Regions from separate parts of the Mus musculus genome. Here region 1 is linked to region 2. A link is a contact called in ENCODE Hi-C or POLR2A ChIA-PET data. All regions are on one chromosome and are shown on one strand. Each heading gives the region's core, a stretch centred on a gene start or an enhancer-like site at or near the end of the contact. The rest is flanking DNA. Distances are from core to core; before and after follow the strand shown. Region 1 holds the start of Pip4p2 (phosphatidylinositol-4,5-bisphosphate 4-phosphatase 2). Region 2 holds the start of Otud6b (OTU domain containing 6B).

Region 1 (2,869 bases), core at 258-2,757, 38 kb after region 2:
ACTGGAGACCCATCTAAGTTCTCATAGGGGTCACACCATAATAAGATCTTTATATTGCATTGTATCTTCCTGTTATTGGCCGCCCAAAGATGCTACATGAAAGAAAACATTGTTCTTTACCTTCCCTTAGGGTTTCCAGTTGGTACTTTATAGATTCAGGAAGAAAGAGTATGTCTTCAGAGAGCAACTTGAGGATCCTAAATGTGATTTGAGTAGTTTCGAATGTCTGCTGTTTATACGGACTGAAATGTAAGGGGCAACTCCCAATCTCCGGTACAGCTATTTCACTGTGGGACTTTTCAGCCACCTTGAGCATGGAGACCACACCCTAGATACTTGGGGACACCTGGAAGGTGAGTAAATAATTCTTCCGAAGTCACTCAGAAGAACCTCAGCAGGAAAGCTATTATTCTGATTGCATTTTTATTTGGATGTGTTCTAAACTTTGGTTTGTTTCTGTTGTTTTTTTAAAAAATGTAAATCGCATTGGAATCAAATGACAAAACATCAAAAAAGGGTAACAAAAATGTAAATAGAAAATAAGACAATAAGTCTGTTGAGTATTTAAAAACATTTATTAAAAAAACTGTGTGTGTGAGTGTGTGTGTTGATGTAGGCCTGATGAAGGTATTGGATTCCTTTTACTAGAGTTACAGGTGGTTTGTGAGCCACGAAATGTGGGTGCTGAGAACTGGCTTTTGTGACCTAAGCAAGATCAGTGAGCACCTTAATCAGTGTGCTAGCTCTTCAGTACAATGACCTTTTTTTAAAAAAAGAAAAATCTTTTGTAGGAAAAAGGTTTAATTTTTACATTATACAAAAAAGCCCCATTATTCTACAAAAACTAAAATGACAGTCTATTTTGTAAAACGGAAGTTGTAAAAGTTAACACTTATGCTTAAAGTGCCAAAAATCAAATGTCAGCACTCTTATTCCTAAAAAAAAAAATCAAGGAAAAGAGGAAAGCCTAATGCGCAGGCACCAACATTTCTCAGACAACAGATTCTCAGCTATGGTTCATAACAAAGAAGAAACCTCTCCGAAGAAAATGATAACCCAAGAAATAAGTTTTCTTCACCCAGCTGCAAAGTTTACCAGACAAGTTAGACTCTCCTACTTCCTGGAGGAGCTGAACTTGATTGCTCTGGTTTTGCCCGTAATCCAGTACAGGCCTTTCAGTGCCTCTCAAAGCTGCTCTTTATCCTCGGTTCCCTTAGTTTAAAAGATTCCTCACCCTCTCTTTCCCTTTGCCCCTCCTCTTGCTTACTTGATCTCTTCCCCTCCCCCACTTCCTAATCAGTCCTCCCGTCTCCCCTTTTCTCAGACTGGCTGGCTTTCCCTCCACACTTCTTCCCTCCCTCCTCCTTCTCCTCCTCCTCCTCCTCCTCCTCCCGGGCTCTTTCTTTCCTCTCCAGTCCCCTCCCCCAGCATGCCTCCCGGCGTGCTTCCCTTCCCCCGGCCTCGCGGTCCCGCACCCTCCCCTCCCCCGCCTCCTGCCTTGTGACACATCCTGGGCCCTCCCGGAGGCCGTAGCGGCGGCGCGGCGGCATTGCTGGCCACCACCTCCTCCCTAGCCGCAGCCCAGCTCAACCCGCGGCCCGCCGCGCTGTCGCTGCAGTCATGGCTGCTGACGGGGTGGACGAACGTTCGCCTCTGCTGTCAGCATCCCATTCGGGAAATGTCACTCCCACAGCCCCGCCGTACTTGCAGGAAAGCAGCCCCAGAGGTAAGGCCGGCATAGACCTTTCTGCTTCTCGCAGAAACGTCTGGAAGGATGGAAGGATGAATGCCGGGGAGCTCTAGCGCGGAGGCGGAGGAGAGCTTCTCCCTTGGGCTGGGGGAAAAGGATGCCTTCCCAGGCTCTGCCTGCCTACCCGAAAGCCTGTCTGCAGGGCTTCGCTGCTGCTGCTTGTGGTGTGGAGTGTGTGCTTGAACACTTCCTTCCCAGCTTCAGGATCGGACATGAATTTTCCCAAGCTCCGAGCTGCTGTTTCCAAAGCAGCCCCTAAGTGCAGCTGGGCGGTGGTGCAGATCCTTCAGTCATTCACAAGTGCTTTCGGTTGCTGAAAAACACGGGGCACTGCTCACCCTGGCATCTGCCCTTGAGAGGACTTCAGCAGGAAACATCTTAGTCCCTTACACTCGGCCCCGGAGTGCAAGCAGGGAACTGCCTAACCAGAAGCAACAGAGTTTATCCCTAATATGTCCGAAATTCCTAAGCTACGGGCATTGCTGCCTGTAAGGAGTGTGTTTCATAGCTTCAGTGGTGAATGAAGAGCCTTCCGTTAGGAAGGAGGAATTTTTTAAATGCATGTCTGGGTGAGGTTGAAATTAACTTCTAAAAAGTTCCCCAAGTTTATACCGTATATATTTTTAGTTTTGTTTTTCAGTGTAGAATTAAAAAGGGATTTGGAGAAATGGTGTGGTGAAGGAGAAGTCTCTTTACCAAAGGATTCGATTTATTCAAGCACTGTCTTTGTTCAAAGTCTTTGGGAGTGTTTACTACGGTAGTCTGGAAGGCAAGCCTTACAGAGATCATTAAATATGGCACGTGCAAGCGTACCTTACTTCATCTTGCTCTTTTGGCTGGATGTGAATGAAGTTTAAAACCCAAGGAGGCCAAAGTTAATAGTGTTTTGGGAATATAAGCAGGTCACGTGTCTTGTAACACAACTTCTAAGTTCATGTCTGAAATGGGGCAGGGGGGGGCGCGGGGGGGGGCGGGAAACACTACAACAGGTTGAAGTTGTCTGGCATTTAACATTTCTTTTTAACATTTTATAACTTGAAAATCAACATTCTGGGTCTCAATCTATAAACAGAAGCAGAACAAAGGAAAACTGTGGTTAGCTGGGAGTAATTCAGAGTG
Region 2 (3,173 bases), core at 368-2,867:
AACAAAGTAGCTGGTATACACATTAGGCAGAATGGTAAACACCAAGCAGATGCATGGAGCCGGGCATGGTGGCGCACACCTTTGATCCCAGCACTCGGGAGGCAGAGGCCGGCGGATTTCTGGTCTACAGAGTGAGTTTCAGGACAGCTTTCTCTACTTAACTATAATTTCATATTTATTGTCCCATGTGGAGAAATTTATTCTAGGGTTGATTAAGAAGCTTTGCCGAGGTTACAATCTCATTCATCAGGAGTTCCTGACGAGCAGTCTCGGCTGCCAACTTTCACTCAAGGCAAACCTTATCTGGCAATAACTTATACTTTACATGGTTATTAGGTTAAGGAAGTAGGCACTTTTTTGCTGTTCTTCCATTTAAAAAAAGAAAATCTGCCCATAAACCTGGTCACAAAAATACTAAAGAAATGTACAGCTAGGTGTGGTGGTGCATGCCTGTAATCCCAGCACTTGTGAAGTCACACCAGTAGGATCTGAAGTTAAAGTTCAAGGTTTAGCCTCTGCTCCAAATCCACATGGGTGACAGCCTAGACTACAAGGCACTCTGTCTAAAAAAACTAATGTCGAGGAAATGTGATGTGTGACTGTATGACTCGATTTCAGAATTTTGAGACCGTATTCAATAAGCAGTTCAACACACTCAGACAGCTGTTTGCTCGGGCTCAGAGACAAGCTTCGCTCCCCATACCTTACTGTCCTTGAAAGTCAATTGCTTCAATTGCTCCAGTTCTTCCCTGTGTTTTTGCTCCATTTCTCTTTCCAATTTAGCAACATCTTCCGTGAGCTGCTTCCTCCTCTTTTTGTCGTTTTTGGGAACAGCGTTCTTCATTCCCTGAATTTTGGCTAAAAAAAGTCATCAAAACAGCCGTGTCAGAGCCCCCGGACCAAAAAGCGAAAAGCAGTTAAGAGGGTGGGAAGAGGTACAATTATAGAATGTAAAGTAATTATAGAAGCAATTAATCATGACACAACAATCAGCTACGGAGAAAGGTCCGGATGAGGCTTGCGACCCAACGTAAACACAATCTCGAATTTGTTTGGTTTGACAGGGCAAAACCAAGGTTAAAAAACTATACTAAGGTAAAACTTCTGCCTTTTAAATATCTTTCTCTGTGACCGACAAGCCAAGGAGAAGCAATTCAGACCACACCACTAAGGCCAGGCGTCGGGATCGGGGGCAGGAATGGGAAGGGAGGAAGAGGAGGTCCAAGACTTTGGTCTCCAGGCACATCACTCAGCAGCAGCACGTGCACCGGACCCGCTAGGGGTCCACGGCAGGTCGCACACGGGGACATCTCCGGGGACTGCAAATAAGGGGGTCGAGGGAATGGGGAAAGCTGGAGAAGACTGATCAAAAGTTATCTGAGGGAAAGCCTAGACGGATCCAGGACGTGTGCCCGTCCAGGTACCAGAGGACACACTCCACGCTCCCAGCCTTGGGTGTGGACGCCTCTTACATTCCCAGCCCCTTTCCCGTCACCTTGCAGCTCCTTCTTCTCCTTCCGATGCCTTCTCACCAGCTGCTCCTCATCATCGAGCTCTTCAGCCACGACCTCCTCCATGACGACCAGGCGGCCCGGCACCCGCGCTGAAGGAGATCCGCACCTCAGGAGGGCCAGCACCTCCCACTCCTCAACCCTCACCCGGGGCGCCATTGGCCGCCGGGAAGGCCCAGCCCCGCCTCAAGGCGGCTCCGGATCCAGGTCTAACCACTGAAACCGGGAGACGCCGACATGGGCTAGGGCGCCTGCGCGCTCGGACCGCTCTGGGCGGCGCGCCGGAAGCTGGGATTGTGCGATTAAGGACGCGCCCGGCGCTGGAGCAACCGCAGCACAAAGCTACGCGCCAGGCGATTGGCCCTGACGGGGCGCACGGAGATGACATCACGGACGTTCTTTCGCACAGCTTTCAATTTGTGCTTTAGAACGCTCCGTAGTTGTCCTCTTTGCCAAAACATGTTGAAAAGATTTTTTTTTTAATTTTAATAAAAGCGTGGTTTGTTTTCAATGAGGATCTTTACGTTATATTAGTCATACACTAGGGAATGGTTTGTTTTTTGTTTTTTTACAATGTGGTAAAAGGGGAAACGCTAAGTAAGGAATGCCTACTCTTGAAATAAGTGATGAAAGAGATAAAAAAGGACTAAGCTTAGTAAAGTCCATTTGCTAAATTCAGTTGTAAAACGATTAACAGTGATGTCAGGGTGTTTTGAAGATTTGAGGCAAGATTTAACAAATGTAACTCGTGTGCCACAAAAACAAATTAGCAAAGGCAAACAAGAATGCTCACGGAATGGTGGCAGGAGTGGAAGACTCAGAGTGTTGGTCCAGTAAAATTTAAAAAAAAAAAAAAATCTCTATTTAGGGCTGATTGTGGTTGTGTAGGCCTTTAATCCCAGCACTTAGGAGGCAGGCAGGCAGATCTCTGTGAGTTTGAGGCCAGCCTGTCTACATAGGGAGTTCCAGGATGTCCAGAGAGTTACATAGGTGAGACCCTGTCTCAAAAGTCGATAGACAGGGGCTGGCGAGATGGCTCAGTGGATAAGAGCGCCAACTGCTCTTCTGAAGGTCCCGAGTTCAAATCCTAGCAACCACATGGTGGCTCACAACCATCCATAGCGAAATATGATGCCCTCTTCTGGAGTGTCTGAAGACAGCTACAATGTACTTTCATATAATAAATAAATAGATCTTAAAAAAAATAGATAGACAAACATATTCTTTTTTATATATAAATGCCTGAGACAGAACAAAACAAATGAAGTTGAAATAATATTTCTGGAAATAATTGAAAACTTATTTCCAGAGATGAATAATGAACTGCACCTACAACTGTATAAACCTGTAAGGGGTTGTATTAGTCAGGGTTCTCTAGAGTCACAGAACCTATGGAAAGTCTCTATATAGCAAGGGAATTTATTGATGACTTGCGGTCTGTAGCCCAAACTCCCCAACAATGGTGAGCAGCAGCTGTGAATGGAAGTCCAAGGATCTAGCAGTTGCTCAGTCCCACAAGGTAGGCAGGTGAAGAAGACAGAGTAAATCTTCCTTCTTCCAACATACTTATGGAAGTCTTCAGAAGGTGTGGTGCAGATTAAAGGTGTGTTCCACCACGCCTTTAATCCCAGATGACCTTGAACTCAGAGATCTCCCTATCTT

What was found. A loop is a pair of places that touch in the nucleus more often than their neighbours do. ChIA-PET counts read pairs that join two places held with the same protein, here RNA polymerase II (POLR2A).
Region 1: a loop to region 2 is called in a map of gastrocnemius, with 6 times the contacts of the local background. The contact joins the promoter of Pip4p2 here to the promoter of Otud6b in region 2. A Hi-C loop is called at or near these places in 21 of 37 maps with a recorded cell type or tissue (Patski, T-helper 1 cell, T-helper 17 cell and 7 more). POLR2A ChIA-PET finds 5 or more read pairs at or near these places in 4 of 5 experiments (Patski and embryonic stem cell).

The regions. Positions count from the first base shown.
Region 1 is chr4:14,862,712-14,865,580 of GRCm38, forward strand. Pip4p2 (phosphatidylinositol-4,5-bisphosphate 4-phosphatase 2) reads left to right here and starts at 1,508. Exons shown (of 7, transcript NM_028264.4): 1 at 1,508-1,726. The coding sequence starts at 1,621.
Region 2 is chr4:14,824,796-14,827,968 of GRCm38, forward strand. It overlaps Otud6b (OTU domain containing 6B), which reads right to left and starts at 1,618. Exons shown (of 7, transcript NM_152812.4): 1 at 1,496-1,618; 2 at 704-858. The coding sequence starts at 1,577.